3 separate regions of the Mus musculus genome follow, and all the other regions are linked to region 3. The links are chromatin loops, found by intact Hi-C in ENCODE. Cell type or tissue: gastrocnemius. All regions are shown on one strand. Links, peaks and the distances in the headings refer to the core of each region. The heading gives the core; the rest is flanking DNA.

Region 1 (5,000 bases), core at 1-5,000, 99 kb after region 3:
GTTATTGCTATAATATATATTAGGTAACCATTATTAGAATGGTCTTCTAAGTAGTCCAGCTTCCTTTTTTCATATGGAGGGATCTGTCCTAGGTGAGGGTAGTGGCATTTTAGTACTGAAGTCAAGATTTGGAGAGCTCAGCAGGGATGCCCCCAGACTTGCCAAATATGCTATGCATAGCTGCCTCAGAGAGCCGAAGTTTGCCCAACATAAGCCGTCTAGTACAAAGAGCTTGTCTGAACCATGTCTCCTGACGTTTCTAGTGAGAGGATTTATTAGTATTGCTATTATTATGTCAGCAGTTACTGTGTAAATATGAAGCAAAGATTTTCACCTTGGCAAAGGGTGCTTCCGTCAACCTTATAAACAACTTATTGGGGCCAGCAACAGGACTGAATGAATAAACAAAGTGACTGTCCTAGAGGGGAAAGAGAGAAGATAAAGTCAGACTCAAGTCAGGGCTGTGACATTTACAATAGAGACCAGGAACTCCGATCAGCGAACTGAGGGGTTTTGTTTTTGAATTTTAAGATAGGATCTCTCTGTGCAGCCCCCCAAAAACCTCACCTTCAAGGCTTACCATGTCTAAAGAGTTCTAGGCTACCTAGGGCTGAAATAAAAACAACACATGACTGCATTCAATACAAGGTGTTCATTTTATTAGCCTCTGGAAGAGTTCCAGCAGCAGAGTGTGTTAGAATGAGGGCGTGGCATGCTACTATTCTATTCTAGTCTCACATTGTTTTCTGTAGGACATATGGTAGCACGATTTAAGTGAATAAACATTAACATGTTCTAACAATTTGGATCATTTTCTTTTATAGTGAGTGGGGATTGTCTGAAGTTCACTAATATACACATTTTTCTGTAAACATTCTTTACATTTTGTTATGCACACCTGTGTGAGGTGTACATGGCATGTTGTACAAATGTGCAATCATCCTTTATAGGCAGGACAGCTGCCAGGTGACCACCACGTATGCCCAGCATTCACATGGATCTTTATCAATTTTATAAATTATGCCAGGTTTGGAACTGAATGTCCATAGTTCTAGACCTCAAGAGGCAGAGGCTGGAATATTGAAGTAGGTTCTGGGCCTGTAGCCTAAGCTGTGTAACAAGACCCTGTCTTGGGTTGTGTGGATAAAGCCTCTTGTTGCTCTGCATTATGACCCAAGTTACTACCACAGGTTGCCTTAAGCACCTACATACAGATTATTATCTTAAAAGCCTCTTCCCAAAAACTCCAAACAAAACATGAATTATGTCACCTGGCTCTGATCACAATTTTTAATAATTAAGAACTACCCCCCCAAAAAAAATCTTACCAGAAAAACAGGAAGTTGAAATTTATCATTTAAAACCACAGCTTGTACACTGCATGGTCCACAAAGCCGAGCAATAACGTCTTTGCCCAAAAAGTTTGCATGGAAAATAAAGAGGAGGACACCAGAGCCTAAGGGAGAGAAGAGAGATTCATGCTGTCACAGCATTGGGGGTTGGGGTCATCTTCTGACACGGAGGAGGCCCCACTCACAACACCTGGATTTCACTCTACAGTTTTCAAACCATCACTCTGGAGAGCTTGTCCAAATAACCCCACAAGACAGCCTTGTGTGTGTATTGAAACTAACTGGTGGCTTTACTCTTTATTATGTATGAGTGTTTTGCCTACATACGTGTATGTGTGCCTGCCGCCTGCAGAGACCTTTAAGGGGTGTTCAAGAAGAATCCTGAAACTGGAGTTATGAGCAGTTATGTGGATGCCGAAAGCTGAATCGTCCTTTACAAATGTGTAATCTGAAGATGTTCTAAGTGCTAGGGTGACAGGTGTAGACAGCAGCACCTGACTTATACATATTAAAACAGTTTTGTCTTTATATTTGGCATTTATTATATGTACAAATAGACATCCTAGTTTATTTACGTTTAGTTCCTAGAAGTCTTCAAATGCGTGCCCATAGCAAAAATCCACTCAAACATTATCATTATAATGTAGCTTACAGCAATGTATACAAAGAAACAAACCTTATTTATTCTGTGTGCATGCAACCACACAGCACATGGTGTATGGAAGCCAGAAGACTATTTTAAGGAGTTGGTTTTCTCCACCATGTGAGTGTTTGGATCAAGCTCAGGTCACCATGCTTGGTAGCAGAAGATTTACACTGAGTTACCTCACCAGTCCTACATACATAATGTTAACACTGTAGATAAAGATGCTTGACAAAGGGCTGGAGAGAGGGCTCAGCGGTTAAGAGCACTGACTGCTCTTCCAGATTCCTGAGATCAATTCCCAGCAACTACATGGTGGCTCACAACCATCTGTAATGGGATACGAGTGTATTCATAAATAACTAAATCTTAACAAAATAGTCACAGCCTTATTTTTCACTTAAAGGGAGAGATAATGTTCTCTGCCCTCCCTTGAATGTGCATGGTACACACCAGGCGACAGACAACCCCTAGGAGGAGGCTTTCTTCTACCATGTGGATTCTGGTGACTGAACTTAAGTCAGCCCTACTTTTATTTTTTCTTTTGCAACTTTGCATACTCATACTGTGATCATATTGTATCCATCACTCTTATCCCACTCCCTCAACCCACACACAAACTACTTCCCAATAGGTCCCGCTCCTGCTTTTGTTTTGCTGGCCCACTGGTTATAAGGTTGCTTGCAGGAGCACGGCTGGGTTAGTCACTTACTATTAGTTCCACCTTGAGGAGTATGACCCTGCCCAGCACCCATTAGTGCTTATAGCTCTGTCACTTACGTCCAATGGGAGAGGACAGCACCTGGTGCTCCCACCCAGGTTTTCGTAAAAAGTGAAACCAGGCAATGGTTCAATGCCTTTAATTCTAGCTCTCAGAAGGCTGAGACAGGAGTATAGGGTAAACGGCGGGAGTAACTATGACTCTCTTAAGGTAGCCAAATGCCTCATCATCTAATTAGTGACGCGCATGAATGGATGAACGAGATTCCCTCTGTTCCTACCTACTATCCAGCGAAACCACAGCCAAGGGAACGGGCTTGGCGGAATCAGCGGGGAAAGAAGACCCTGTTGAGCTTGACTCTAGTCAAGCCTTAAAACAAACAAGGCATAGTAGAGCACATTTATAATCTAAACACACAGGAGGGTAAGGCAGGTGGATCTCCTGAGTTCAAGGCTAGCTTGATGGACAGCGCAAATTCAAGGACAGCCAAGGTTGTCTCAAAAAGCAACAAAACACAAACAAGCCAAACAAGGAGGAACTTAGTGGGTATAATAAAAATTGGGAGAAAAAAAAATAATTCTAGACTAAGAGTCATGAACCCGTCTTTTAATAACTCAATAAACAACTAATTATAGAGAACCAATATTTTAAAGAGGACTCACAGTGGCAGGTAGTGGGATGGGAAGGCCTCCTGCTAGGGCAGGATTTACTTAGGGACAAGCTCGTCCTTACATACTATGGCTACGGACACTGAAGTTAGAATGGGACACATGCTTGCTTACCTTCAGGCATGTTCTGAGGGGGCATGTAATTGAAATCTGTTGAGAAATCCGGCCCCTCACAGAGCCGATGGCATGCTATTGGGAAAACAGGTTCCAGTAGAGCAAGGCGAGATTCAAAGTAATCCCTGATTGTTTCTTCTGCAACTCTGGAAAGTCTAGTAACAGAACACAAGGATATTGTTAATGCTGGTGTGGTGACTCGTGCCTCAGAGCTTAAGAATGCTAATGGAGGATTACCATGAGTTTGAGGCCAGGATGGCAAGAGTGAGACCCCATCTTTAAAACTTTTATGAAGATGTACTGAATTATTACACTATACCACATGAGTAACTATAATTAACAAATTTAAAATTTTCAGTTACCCCAATTTGACTATTAGATACTATGTATGTACTGCATCATTAGGACTCTGTATTCCACTGTACAATTGACATTTCAAATATACACCTCACTGGTTGGAGGTGTAGTCTGGTTGCCTAGTGTGCATGAAGCCCAGGGTTTGATCACTAGCAGCACATGAGTCAGGTGTGATAGCATGCATCTATAATCCTGGTACTGAGGAGGGAGACAGGAACATGAGAAGTCCAAGGTCAGCCTCCGATACAGTGAGTTTGAAGATAGAATGGAAGACATGAGACTCTGCCTTCCCTTTACCCCTCTGCAAAAGATGTATAATGCTGTATAAAAGCCTGCCTACCAACTTTTCTGCATTTTAATTTGTTTTTGAACACAGGGTCTCTCTGTAACAGGCTGTCCTGGAACTCACTCTGTAGACCCGGCTTACCTCTGCCTCCTGAGTGCTGGGGTTAGAAGAATGTGCCACGCTGCCCAGTGTTACTTTCTATTTTTTGCAGTACCTAGGCCCTTGCACACGACTACGACAAGCGCTCTCCCACTGATAGAGCTCATCCTTAGCCCTGATGTTACCGTGGAGAAACTGCTTTTCCAAGTTTTGCCTTGTACCTGCCCTGTGTGGCTTCGTGGAGGCCAGAGAACAGCACGGTGTCGTGCTTTATCACTCTTTAGTTGTCTCCCTGGATCTGGGATTCTCTATCCAGTTAGGATGGCACCTAGAATAGCCCCCGCCCCTCAGCAAGTTCCTCTTTCAAGTATCTCACTGTATTGTGGTTACAGATGTGAATGAGACCATGTCCCCACTGTTCACATGGGTGCTAAATCCTGGTTCTCTCTTAACCACCTCTCCAACCTCTCTTCATTTTTCTATGTTGATGCAGGATTTCACTACATTGCCTAGGCTGGCCTTTAACTCATTCTGTAGCCCAAGTACGGCTTGAGTTTACAGTCTGTATGCTTTAAGTGCCTGAGTAGCTGCAATTATGTCTGACCTCACAACTCAGCACTGCCTTTGTGGAAAGGACCTGTACGACTCTGGCCTCTCTTGGCTTTCCTCTCCTGTCTGTGGCCCTTCAATTTCCTTCTCATGCTCTTCTCTCACTGGAACAGGGGGTGCACAAGGGCAGCCTTTTCTGTCTTCATAATAT
Region 2 (5,000 bases), core at 1-5,000, 400 kb after region 3:
TAGAATCCAGGAATGTCACCTAATATGCAGAGGAGGCAGAACTGGCTTTTCCAGGGAGAGGGGGGTCTCTCTTATGAGACTGGGTCATTGCACATCCACAGACAAAAACTGCTTTGCATGGCTATTGTTCTTACACCCTGCTGTAAAACAGAATGCAGCCCTGTTGGGTCGTTTTTCCATCCAAGGGCAAATACCCCTCCCCTACTTTGAGAAACCCTGCTTCACTGGATGAGCCACGGACCTCTAGAGAGCAGTTCCCTTGATGTGAGGCAAGGTTCATGCCACTGATGGGATCTGTTATAGGCATTAGGTATTTAATAACGAATACTGATTTGCATTGTCCTTTATATCTTGCTGCTGCTGATTATTGTTATTACTATTACCATATTTTACAGTGTTAGGCAATGGACTCCAGGGCTTTAAACATGAGAGTGTAATGTTCTGCCACTGAATATAGAATATATCCCTGAATGAGTATATATATATATATATATATATATATATATATAGAGAGAGAGAGAGAGAGAGAGAGAGAGAGAGAGAGAGTTTTCATTGATCCTACATTGGTTATAGGTAAAGGCTGGGGTGGTTCACAACAGGGAATGCTCTGGGACAGAACTGGTGTACGGACAGGACATCATTGCTTCTGGATTGGCTGTTTGTAAACAGGACACAGAAGCACCAAGAAACAGAGTTAAGATTTTAACATACATTATAGAATGTGAATGGGTCTTTTGATGGCAGCTTGTAGTTTGCTAACAGACTGACTTTATTTCTCACCCCTTCAGGATCTGCTAATTAAATTTAGAACGTCTTAGAAATATTATCATAGGTACTTACTGGGATTTTACACAGGCATATCACTCTGTGGATAAGGGAAAACTATTGATTGTACTTGCCTTGGCATCTTCTTTTCTCCTCATCTTGATCATAATGTGGTCAGTTAGGATGGTTGGTAGCCTTTTGTGGGCTGAGCTGAAGCCTACAGGTGCCCTCCTTTATAGAATTCTCCTTGTTGGAATCTGTTTAGTTGTAGCCCCCCACCCCCCAGTTTCCTCCCATGCTGACTCCACATCTTTTATCACCAGCCTAGGCGAGGCATAGCTAGCTTGACTGTGGAGCTCACTCAGTGCTAGTCCACCAAGAGCCAAAGTGATTGAAACAGGTCACCTGGATTGCGAGCCACCTCTGTGAGTCAACTTCATCAGTTTGTTTTCATGGAGCTCCAACCTGTCGCATGATCTTAGAGACCTTGGCTGAGGTGCTTCTTGTTTCTCCATCTCAGATGCAGTCCTGCTGCTGTTCTCCAGGACTGGTTCATCTGTCCCTACCCAGAATTCTCTCTGCTCCTGATAAGTGGGCTACTTCTCACTCCCCCACCCCCAGTCATGTAAACAGGCTTGCACCTTGACCCCATCCCAATGTGGTCTGTGCCTTGTAATACCATTTTAATTTCAAACCTTCCTTACAAATTCTTTTATTTTCTTCTGCCCCTTCACTGGAGAAGCAGGTGTGTGTGTGTGTGTGTTCCAGAATCTTGAGTCTGAATCCATGATCTCACAATACTAGGCAAGTGTTTTACCACTGAGCTACAAGCCCAATTCTGTTCTGTGTTCTTGGGCTACATGTATAGGAACATTTCATTCACCTTTGCTGAATGAGTAAAAATCCTTCGGGCCAGGCTTGAGGGGTCAGTACAGATCTGTATCACAACTACTTGGGAGGCTAAGGTAGAAGGATTCTAAGTTCAAGACCTTCTTAGGCTCTTAAGTGAGTTCAAGGCCAACTTAGGCAACTTAGCACTATTGTATCTCAAAAGAAAATGTAAAGATAGGGCTGGGTATGTGGTTTTTAGTATAACATATATATTTGATACTTGACAGAGCTTTCATATCCTAATAGGCAAGATGTGTGTGTGTATGTGTGTATAGATAGATAGATATGTAGGTAGGTAGGTAGGTAGGTAGGTAGGTAGATAGATAGATAGATAGATAGATAGATAGATCATTACTATGATTTGGTAGTTTATCTAAGTACAAATTTGGCAATGTTCATTAAAAGCTTTGGCAATGCTTTGGGGAGATAGCTAAGTCAGCAAAGCAGTTTCCTCCCAAGCATGAGGACATAGTTTGACTGTCATATATAAAATCCCGGGCGTGGGAGCATGTGCTTGTAATCTCAGTGCTAAGGAGGAGGAGACAGGTAGATTTCTAGTATTGCTGGCAAAGGAGACTCATTACTACCTTAGTATTGAATTCCAGGCCAGTGAGAGGGCCTGCCTCAAAGTAGATGGATTCCAGAGAATGACACTCCGATTGTCCTCAGGCACACATGTACCACCACACTAGCACAAAAATATCAATTCTTTTAATTTCTTAATTTCATTTTTGAGAAATATATATAAAAATAATCAATGGCATTGTCAATTATTTAAAGACAAGAGGAAGACTTTTAAAGAAAGAAATAAAAATAAATGAACATGTATTTCAAATCTGAATTCTTTCTCACTTGATCCTACCACGTTAAGTCTTAAGCTTTGTGTCACATTGCTTGCTGTTTCCCATTGGCCCCTGTTAGAACTAAAAGCTGCCGGTGTCTCAGCCAAGAGCACTCAGGTGATCTGGCAGGGAAAAGAGGAAAACAGGTTCTTTTAGCTGAAGCTTAGAAAGCATCAGCTGCTTTCTCAGGACTGGATCCAGGCCATTCTCACGATGTTCAAAACCCTGGGAAATGTTTCCAGGTCACTGAACTACTGATAGAGATGAACTCTGTAATCACCATTACTGTAACCAGAGATTAATCACCAGGGCAACATTACTGTAGCTTGACATACAATACACACTGGACATTCTAATCTATTTATGTTGGGAACAAAATAAAGGGGGGGGGCGGGGAGAAATGGGATAGGAAAAAGATGCCCATGCCCTGCCAGAGTTTCCCTATTCTCTGGTCAGTCAGGCATGGGAGGGCTGCTACCTACCTTATCCACTCATCCCTGGGTGGGCATTCCTCTATCCCACTCTTCAGGGGGTGGTCAAGGGGCGGCCCTGCCTGGGGACCCCCCTCCGGAGCTACTTTGCTAAAGCCACCAGGGTTGTGGGAGAGAGGAAATAGGGGAAAAGGTTCCCAACACTGACCAGAGTGCACAGTGGAACTTGAAGGAGCAGAGACTATGGTTTAAGAGCTTTATTATAGAAATGCAGGGGAAAGAGAGAAGGTATATATATATATGGGGGGGGGAGGCTAGAGAGAAAGAGAGAGGAGAGGAAAGAAGAAGAAGACAAAGAGAAAGGGAAGAGAAGAGAGAAGTGAGAGGTGAAGGAACAAAAGAGTAAGAGAGCAAGGTGGGGGCTGAACACCCCTTTTTATGGTCTTCACTGTTGCTAGGTAACTGGGGAGGAGTTTAGCCTGAAGATCAGAAGCTTGGGCCATTGCTTACGTGACTCCTGACCATGTTTCTCTTGTGGGGGGCTGTGGGAGGTGGCACCTTAGGCAGGGGCTGGAGTTCCAGGAGCATGAGGGAACGCCTACTGTGTCATGTAGGTGAATTATGACCATCGGGGTTCAGACCCTAGCTCTACTGGAGACCAGCCTGCAATTCCCCACATATTTATATAAACTTTAGTGATGACCCCTATTGCTAAAATTCCTTCTCAGGGGGATACACCGCAACTTCTACTCCTCCTCCTAATCATACCCATGTGTGATTCCACCCAAGTTCACTCCAAGGAACCAACGATTTTGTTGGGTTGCCCTATAGGTTGTAGGTAAGAGATTACCTACAGGAGTGTGGTGGCCTCTTCCTCAAAAGGCTGCACTAAAAAGTCTTTACTCGGCAGGAATGATGGCTAGCCCATAGCCTTATAGATGCAACCCTTTTCCCTTGTCTTCCCCAGCTCATATGCTCTAGTTCCTCCCTGAGCCCACAAGCTCCATGCAATTAGGGGAGAGAGTTGCAAATAGTGGGTTGTATAGAGAAGCTGGTACTCTTGCTAGGGTCCTGTGACCCTCTTTCTTCCTCCATGAGTGGAAACAGTCAACAAGCCCAGCTGGGGTGATCTTAACAATCTGCCCAGCTCAACTCCTGAAGATGAGGGTTATTTGGCTCAGAGGACAGTCCCAAACAGCAGCACTCACTTCCTTCAAGTTCTTAAATGTGCCCTCTGAGCACACATCGTCCTCAGTCTCCTGTTTCCTTTTCCAGAGCTGTCGCCCAAAGCCGGCTGCAATAGCAGCAGATTCCCCATGCCATGGGAAAGGCTACAGTGTCGGGAAGACCACTGTATAGAAGAAGCATAAGCAGAACGCCACAGATCCCATCATATCAGCATGCAATAGGCAGAAAGTTTGCCAAACCATCATTCTCTAATGTGCTGCTGCCCAAAAGAAGCCTGGCTGAGGGATTGTGAGGAAAGAGTTCAAGAGGAAAGCTTTATGCTTGCAGATTATCCACGGGCAAAGTAGGAGAAAGAACAAAACCCTCCAACCAACCCACCAAATCCACAAGGACAACAACAAATCCCAAAGCAAAACGGAAATCGCATTTCCTCTTCTTGTGTCCTGTGTACTGCACTCTGGAAACACCCTCAGATTATAATGCCACAATGACACTTGGCTATAGAAAACATCTTTTACTTAAAAACAAGGCCTCACTGGACCTGTCAACATAGTCATACATGCCACACATGAATACATCTAACGATTACAACACAAAACATGACTGACATACAATGATTGCTGGCGAGGGCTCGGCAATGTTTTCCTAGAAATAAATATTAGCACTTAAGTCACTTGGTACTCTTTGCTTGAGGTTAAACTCCAGCAAACAAAAAGTTCATTTGGTGGATTTAGGGGGTCTGCTGGGTCTCTGTGAGGGTAAGAAAGTGAGGCCTGAGGAATCACAGCCTAGCTTAAGGCAGACCCCAGCACACTCCTTGGACACACAAGGGTATTTAACACAGTGACCTTGATATACGTATAAATATATTCTTCCCTGTGCT
Region 3 (8,012 bases), core at 1,722-6,721:
TTTATATAAGTACACTCTGTAGGCCTGATGCCCTCAGAGGCCAGAAATCACTGGATTCCCTGGAGCTGGAGTTACGGACAGTTGTAAGCCACCGTGGGTGCTAAGGACTGAGCCTGGGTCCTCTACAAGAACATTAACTGCTGGGCCTTCTCTCCAGTCCTGAGTGCTAAGGAACATTAATGTTAGAAGAGTTTTCATTTGAATTTTCTTCTGTATCATTTAGGAAGGAGTGGAAGTAAAGTTGAAAATGGATTTTCAAATACAGTGATCTTCAGATATTTCTTTCTCCTTTGTGTTTCAGAGATTCTCCTGTGAGAACCACAACTATTGTTCCTCCAGTGGAGTCAAGCAAGTCCTTACAAGGATTTTATAATGCATCGCTATCTCCCTATGAAAACTGCCAGAGTCTTAGGAAAGAAGTTTTTACTAAGTCAAGATGTATAATCTGTAATAAATTAGGAGAGGTCTGCTCTTCATACTGTTACTATTTAGACTCATAGAAATGTTAATTTTTAAGTGCTAGTGTAAGCTCTGCCATCTATCCAATGTCCATATCCTAAATATTCAGATTGGAAGGACTTTAAAAGTTTTACTTCTGCGTTTTGGTGAACACCTTTAATTCCAACATTTAGGAGGTAGAGGCAGGCAGATCTCTGTGAATTTGAGGCCAGCCAGCCAGTCTATACATAGTGAGTTCCAGGACAGACAATAAATACTATATACTAAAGAGATTTCCCCCCCCCCACACACACACACACACACACACACACACACAATTCTCATAGTGACTGTTTCTTTGGAATTAGTTGTAGCCGGGCATGGTGGCGCATGCTTTTAATCCCAGCACTTGGGAGGCAGAGGCAGGCAGATTTCTGAGTTCAAGGACAGCCTGGTCTACAGAGTGAGTTCCAGGACAGCCAGGGCTATACAGGGAAACTCTGTCTCGAAAAACCAAAAAAAAAAAAAAAAGAATTTGTTGTAATAATTCAGTAGTTTCAGGATAATGACATATCCTATAGGAGTATGTGGAACAAATGGTTTGATAAATTTTCAAGAGGAGTAACCATACATTCAAGCAGTCCTATGTTTTATTTACCTTGTCCCTGGTAGCTAAATCGGATGTTGTGTAGCTTTGGAAGCCATTCAGATCCCAAAGGACATAAATTTACCTGTTACAGCTTTCAAACCACATTACTGCATATTCTAAGTGTAGATAATGATTCCCTTCATCTGCCTCCCAAATACTAATATGAGAAAAGTCTAAATACTATAGGGCAATAAATTGTAAAATACTGTCTTAAGAAATTTTGTTTTCTTTTAGGTTCGCCATGAAATCAGTGTTAACAGTATAACACATAAGCTGTGCAGTAATAATTGCTTTAATGAATACAGATTGACGAATGGTCTAATAATGAACTGCTGTGAACAGTGTAGCAAGTATATGCCCAAGAGTACTGGGCACAGCATTCTGATAACAGGTCAGCAAAAGAGATTCTGCTGCCAGAATTGTGCTGACGAATATAAAGAGGTAATTCTTTGTCTTGCTTTGTAATGTATTTTATGTAATGGGTGTTTTACCTGCGTGTTTGTCTGTGCACTACATGCATCCTTAATGCTCTCAGAGTCCACAAAAGGATGTTGGATCCCTTGGAACTGTAGTTATAGACAGATGTGAGCCAGCATGTAAGTACCTAGCGATCAAGCCCAGATCCTCTGGAAGAACAGCCAGTCTCTCAGCACTCTTAACTGCTGACGTAATTTCTCCAGCCTCTAATTCTGCCTCTGTCTGTCTATCTAAAATCTCTATCCCTGTCTCTCTCTGTTTCTTTCTTTGTGTGTCTGTGTGAGTGCAATTGGTTGTGTGTGAGGGTTGGAGCACAACCTGAGATGGCTGTGCTTGCCTACTACCTTGTTTGAGACAAGATCCCTGGATGCACCGAGCTACCTGATCTTCCAGCTCCTGGTGATTCTCTTGTGTGGCTGTTCCTCATCGTGTTGCAGGAGCACTCAGATTTAGATGGATGCCACTGTACCAGGCTTTCACATTTTGATACCAGGGATGATGGTGTATGCCTTTAATCCTGGCACGAGGGTGGTCAAAGCAGGTAAATCTCTGTGAGATCAAGGCTACCTGATTCTACCTAGAAACTTAGATCAGCCAAGGCTGCAAAGCAAGACCTGTGTCATACAGATCTGACTAAATATCAATTTTTTCTTTAGCAATCTCACACATAAATATAATGCATATGTATAATATATTTTCTTTCTTTTTTTTTTTTTTTTTTTTTTTTCCTGAGACGGGGTTTCTCTGTGTAGCCCTGGCTGTCCTGGAACTCACTCTGTAGACCAGGCTGTCCTCGAACTCAGAAATCCGCCTGCCTCTGCCTCCCAAGTGCTGGGATTAAAGGCATGCACCACCACTGCCCGGTCATATATTTTCTTTTTATTATGCTCATTCCTTGCCCTTATTTCTACTTTGTCAACTTTCCTCACCCCTCCATATCCCTTCTCTATGTTCATGTTTGTTTTATTACTTACTTGTCTGTTGTTGTGATAAAATATTATGACTAAGGCAATTTATAGAAGAAAGGGTTTATTTGGGGTTCCCTATTCCAGAGTGTGAGGTGGAAGCAGCTGTAGCAGTAGGCAAGGAAATGGTAGGAATATTGAAACCTCAAAGCCTTTTTGGAGATCTCATTCAAACTGCCACACTGTCTTTTGTTTTGTAATGAACTGAGTTTAACTAGGGCTGCCTTTGTAACCATGTGTTTGGCCTAGGACACCTAATGTCATTCTAAAACTAAACATGCTCAAGAGTGCATGCATTCATATACTTATGTGCACATGTGCATGTCCCATACATAAACACATATGTAAAAATAATAGCCAGGTGTGGTGGTGCAAGCCTTTAATCCCAGCACTCGGGAGGCAGAGGCAGGTGGATTTCTGAGTTTGAGGCCAGTCTGGTCTACAGAGAGAGTTCCAGGACAGCCAGGGCTACACAGAGAAACCCTGTCTCGGGGGGTTGGGGTGTGTGTGTGTGGGGGTGTAAATAGCTGGGCATGGCAGTGTCCAGAGGCAAGCAGATCAGGCCAGCCTGATCTTACATAGTGGGATTCAGGACTGTCGGGAGTACATAGTGACACCCTGCCTTGAAAAAAGTTTTTGTTTTTATTTGTTTTAGAAACTAGGCTTTTACTAAAAGTTTCCATGACTATCTTGGAACTCACAGCTAGTCTGGAACTCACATCTGCCTGCCTCTGCCTCCCAAGAACTAGGATTAAAGATGTGTGCTACACCTCTCTGCTTTGGAGACATTTTCTTCACTGAGATTCCTTCTTCTTAGATAACTTCAGCTTGTGTTAAACTGACATGAGTCAACATGTTACAGTCCCACCAAGCCCTTAGTGATGTTCTAATTTTGCCTGAGTCACATCATGTTTTCATTTGTCACTGTCTCTCAGTTGTAGCCATCCTGATTAGGAGTGCTTCACTGCATGTGTATACGTACACCAAGTGCATGCCGTGGGATGCTTTATGTCTTTGCTGGCTAATAGCGAACCGTTGCCTGCTCTTATGTCTTTATTTCAACTTTTAAAATGCCAATGAATTATAATGTATTTCCTTACAGATAATGGAAGCAAAATCAAAACTACTGCTTTTACAAAATAGAAAAAGGAATGCTATCAGAGAAGAAAATGAAAAACGATTACGTGAATCATCAGGTACACTTTCAGGAAACACAGGAGACATACCCGAAAAAAAGGAAAAGTCTTCAGAGATAATAAAAGTCGCAGCAGACTGTAGCCTAGATACATCATCAGAGGAACAAAATGTGAATTTACCTTGTTCTGTGGCAGTAATATCTGATACATTTAAAGAGCAACTAGGAGACAAAAATTCAGAGGAATTGGATATGTCCATTTTACCTTCTTTGGATCCAGGTTCATGGCCCCGAATTTTGAATATGAAACAACGTGAATTTCTTGTCAAAAACAATCCACCTCAAATAAGAAATTTTAATTTTCCAAAAGATAGTGCAGGCAAGAAGTTTTCAGAAACGTATTATACCCGAATTCTTCCAAATGGTGAAAAGGGCACCAGACCCTGGCTGCTCTACTCAGCCTCGAAAGACTCTGTGTTTTGCCTGTATTGCAGACTCTTTGGGGAAGGAAAAAACCAACTGAGAAATGAGAATGGGTGCAAAGATTGGCATCATTTGTCACATCTTCTTAGTAAACATGACGAAAGTGAAATGCACATCAACAATAGTGTTAAGTATTCAAAATTAAAGTCTGACTTGGAAAATAAAACCAATGAAGCTACAGAAGGTGGGGAAGATTGTGTGCAGCTACTGTACACATAATGTCCTGTCTGCTCTACTTATGGCAGTGTCTGCAGTACCCAGACATACACTGTGTAAGAGGACCTTACAGGAGCTCATTAGCAATATGTCTAACAGCAAACAAATAGTAAAAAATGCTCCTGTTCTAAACCTAAAAGCAATTTTCGAGAGTGTAGTCATTCTTGCAGACTTTAGCAAAGGCAGTTTGAGCTTTGTCACTGTTAGGGTTTCCACCTTGTAAAATGTTGTTGGAGAACTTGCACTTAATGGCCTAAGAGCAAGAGGTGGCAAGATGCATATGTAACAAGCTAAAGAAAATGCATTCAGGCCACATGGTGGCGGTGTGCACCTTTAATCTCAGCACTCAGACACAGAGAGTTGGATATCTGTGAGCTCTAGGCCAGCCTGGTCTGCAGAGCAAGTTCCAGGAGAGCCAAGGTATACACAAACCCTGTCTTGAAAAACCAAAAAGAAGGAAAAAAAGAAGAAAGTGCATTCAAACAGCTTAAGAAGCAACAGCTGTTTGTTATTAAACCAAATTGAGTTTTATTTCTTTAAAACATTTTTTGTGCAAAACAGTTATTTGTTGTGGTAAATAGAAGTAATTTGTGTTTTATTGATTTTATATTTCTGTTTCCAACTTAATGTGTAAATGTTTTAGTTTTGTTATGAGAATTATAAAGAATATATAGTTATTAGTATAAATATAAGAATTAAAATGTGGTATGTATATGTGTGTATACATATATATATGTATGTATATATAGTTAACTTTTCAGTGTTGTTAATTTTTCTTGTGAAAGTATACTCTATGTGTGAAATTTGAGAAAGTATGAATCTAAAAAAAAATTTCTTCAGACTTGATTTATTTTTGTTTTCTTGTGTAAAAGCCCTTACTTATATGAAACTGAGAATGATGGCACTCAGGAGGCAGGGGCAGGTGGATCTCTGAATTCAAAGCCAGCCTGGTGTGCAGAGCAAGTTTCAGGACAACTGGGGCTACATATCTCAAAAAACAAAGAAAAAACTTGTGGTAGCTACAACTGGAGCTTGGGTCTTCTGGATGAAGATTCTCTTGTGGGTTTTCACAAGTTTGTCACTGAATTCCTGAAAAGGAGACTTAGTGATGACAGTCTCTTTCCAGAGGCTAGGGGCCAAGTAGCTGTAGGTGTTAGGGTGGCCTCAACACAATTGCCAAGGGTGGCAGGGCAACCCCTGACTGATGGTAACAGTAATCAGTACTGGCTGGCCACCAGCAATAGCTTCTTGGGCACAGGAGCAGGCACAATACAAGTGTCCGTGGAGACAGGGAAGAGATGTACCAACACAGAGGCACAGTCACCTGTTACCTTGCATAGAACTGTGGCGCTTGTCAGTCTTGTTTCTCCAGTAGCCTCTCCACACTGGGAGAGTGGAAAGCTTGGCCGAGATGATGGTGGCCTTTTGGATGGCAGTGGCTACCTCCTTAGAGCACCTAACACCAAGACCAATGTGACCATTGTAGTCCCCAAAAGCCTTTACCTGGACCGATGCTCAGCCCTCGTCTGCTCTCTGCACTGGCATGGTCTTTAGAGCCTCATCCTTAAGTAAAAAGTCAACTTCAGACTTCCTAATGGGCAGGGAGAACAAACAGGCAGGTCTCTTCCAGGGACTTGGTCTTCATGTCCTTGACCAGGTAGTCCAGCTTGTTCCTGTCCTACCTCTAAGAGCACCACGGCCATGACCACTACTACAGCTCCCTGGGCCTCCAAGCACTCGAGCTATACCAGCTTCATTGGTCATTTGACGTTTTCCTAAAGAAGAAGCAAATTTTCTGATGGCCATCTATGGTCCTGATCATGCATTTGATAGTTTTTTGGGTTTGTTTGTTTGTTTGTTTTTGTTTCTGATTTCTGATGTTAATTTTATCATCTGTTAAATTCTTAGGGATACGTGAGCTTTGTTTTCCTCTTTAGGGCTTTTCTTGCAAAACAGTGTCATTAACAATGGCCTAAGAAGATGCTTCCTTCTGCATGGAGAACAATTGAGGCTCAGTCATGTTGCTCTGTGACAGTATTTTCTAAAATACCCACTAAAACCATTGTAGGTAAATTATACCTTTCCAGGCAGAGGATGTAGTTTGGTTAGTAGAATGCTTGCCTAGCACACAATAAACTGGGTTTGATCTGCATTGGCCATGTGGCAGCAGGCCTATCACCATAGCACTCTAGTGGTAGACACAAACAGCAAGTGTGAAGCCACCCTTGGGTTTATGAATCCCTGTCTCCAAAAGAAAGTTGCTTTTAATCATTTGGGCTTGGATCTAAGTGAGTCATGGTGGCTGTCAACTGTAATCTCAGCACTAGGGAAGGTAACGAGGTGGGGGATGGGGGCGGGGAGGATTGTTCATAATTCACGGCTAAGCCTGGGATACATAATGAGTTCTAGGCCAGCCTGAGCTATAATGTGCTATTCTCATAAAGAGAGAAACTGGCTGATTTTAATGTAAATACAGCTTTGTGATGGCTTCAAAATATCACTACACTCAGAGGTCTACAAGGCTACTTTAGAAAATATAACACTTTAAAGTTTTATGTGTAGGAGTGTTTTGCCTGTATGTATGTTAAATGTACCATGTGTGTACCTGGTGCCTGCAGAGGCTAGAAGAGGGAGGTACACCTGGAACTGAAGTTATAGATGTTTGTTAGCTACTGTTTGAGTGCTAGGAACCAAGCCCAGATTCTAAGGGTCTTAAAGGTTCTCCTTGCTGTCTTGATTTGGTGGTGTGCTGAGAACATCGGTGTGGAAATAGCATCATTCTGCTGTTGGAGTGATCCTCTCCACTATCCACATACTTATTGTTGAAATTCTTCTCAGGACAGGGTTGCTCTGTGACTTGAATACAAAAGTATATAGCTTGCCGGGCCTTGTGGCGCACGCCTTTAATCCCAGCACTCAAGAGGCAGAGGCAGGTGGATTTCTGAGTTCGAGCCCAGCCTGGTCTACAGAGTGAGTTCCAGGACAGCCAGGGCTACACAGAGAAACCCTGTCTCGAAAAAAGAAAAAGTATATAGCTTGATATACTCGGTTTCTGACTGGCATTCAGACAAAGGTGGTAGAAAATCTGATCCAATTGTGGTGTTCTGTCTCCTGGGAATCAGTATTGTGTATACCACTTTCAACTGGAAATAAAAATTGGGTCCAAGTCCTTTTATTGCTGATATTCTTTGGTGAAAATGAGATTTATTAATTTTGTTTCTCCCTGCTTCCCCCCTACACACACACACACACATACACAAACCATACCCTACTCCTGGAATTTGCAATATGGGAGGGAAAAAATATTGACACCATGTATTTAATTATAAAACTTTTTTTTTTTTTTTTAATATGAGGCCTCACTGTGTAGCCCTGACTGGTCTAGAACTTAATACGAAGATCAGACTGGCCTCAATCTCACAAAGAGCTCCCTGCCTCTTCTTCATAGGAATATTGGAATTAAAGGCTTGTGCTGCTATACTGCTACACCTTTATTTTATTTTTTTAAAGATCTTATTTATTTAATGTATGTGAGTACACTGTAGCTGTACTCAGACACCAGAAGAGGGCATCAGATCCCATTACAGATGGTTGTGAGCCACCATGTACTTGCTGGGAATTGAACTCACGACCTCCGGAAGAGTAGTCA

What was found. Hi-C counts contacts between places; a loop is a spot of excess contacts. Peaks named below come from ENCODE experiments on the same cell type or tissue, not always from the same donor. Only the 100,000 strongest peaks of a DNase experiment are listed, where the experiment ranks them.
Region 1: a loop joins it to region 3, with 2.2 times the contacts of the local background. A loop is called at or near these places in 9 of 42 quality-filtered maps.
Region 2: a loop joins it to region 3, with 3 times the contacts of the local background. A loop is called at or near these places in 21 of 42 quality-filtered maps.

Annotation. Positions count from the first base shown.
Region 1 is chr14:56,692,077-56,697,076 of GRCm38, reverse strand. It overlaps Mphosph8 (M-phase phosphoprotein 8), which reads right to left. Exons shown (of 14, transcript NM_023773.2): 11 at 3,499-3,653; 12 at 1,329-1,456; 13 at 335-418. It overlaps Gm16973 (predicted gene, 16973), which reads left to right. Exons shown (of 3, transcript NR_046210.1): 3 at 1-802. Among named protein-coding and RNA genes, the nearest start is that of Gm16973, 6.4 kb to the left of the region's middle. In gastrocnemius, for the core only: no CTCF peak of the experiment used is centred there; no DNase peak of the experiment used is centred there; H3K27ac peaks cover 688 bases.
Region 2 is chr14:56,388,168-56,393,167 of GRCm38, reverse strand. Atp12a (ATPase, H+/K+ transporting, nongastric, alpha polypeptide) reads right to left here. Exons shown (of 23, transcript NM_138652.2): 23 at 4,617-5,000. Gm32454 (a long non-coding RNA gene) reads right to left here and starts at 1,517. Exons shown (of 3, transcript XR_383454.3): 1 at 1,171-1,517. In gastrocnemius, for the core only: no CTCF peak of the experiment used is centred there; DNase peaks (open chromatin) are centred at 2,632 and 3,032.
Region 3 is chr14:56,790,120-56,798,131 of GRCm38, reverse strand. Zmym5 (zinc finger, MYM-type 5) reads left to right here. Exons shown (of 8, transcript NM_001253753.1): 6 at 302-464; 7 at 1,322-1,528; 8 at 3,632-7,547. The coding sequence ends at 4,366. It also overlaps the pseudogene Gm4037. Among named protein-coding and RNA genes, the nearest start is that of Pspc1, 16 kb to the right of the region's middle. In gastrocnemius, for the core only: a CTCF peak has its summit at 4,667 (motif pointing right); a DNase peak (open chromatin) is centred at 4,687.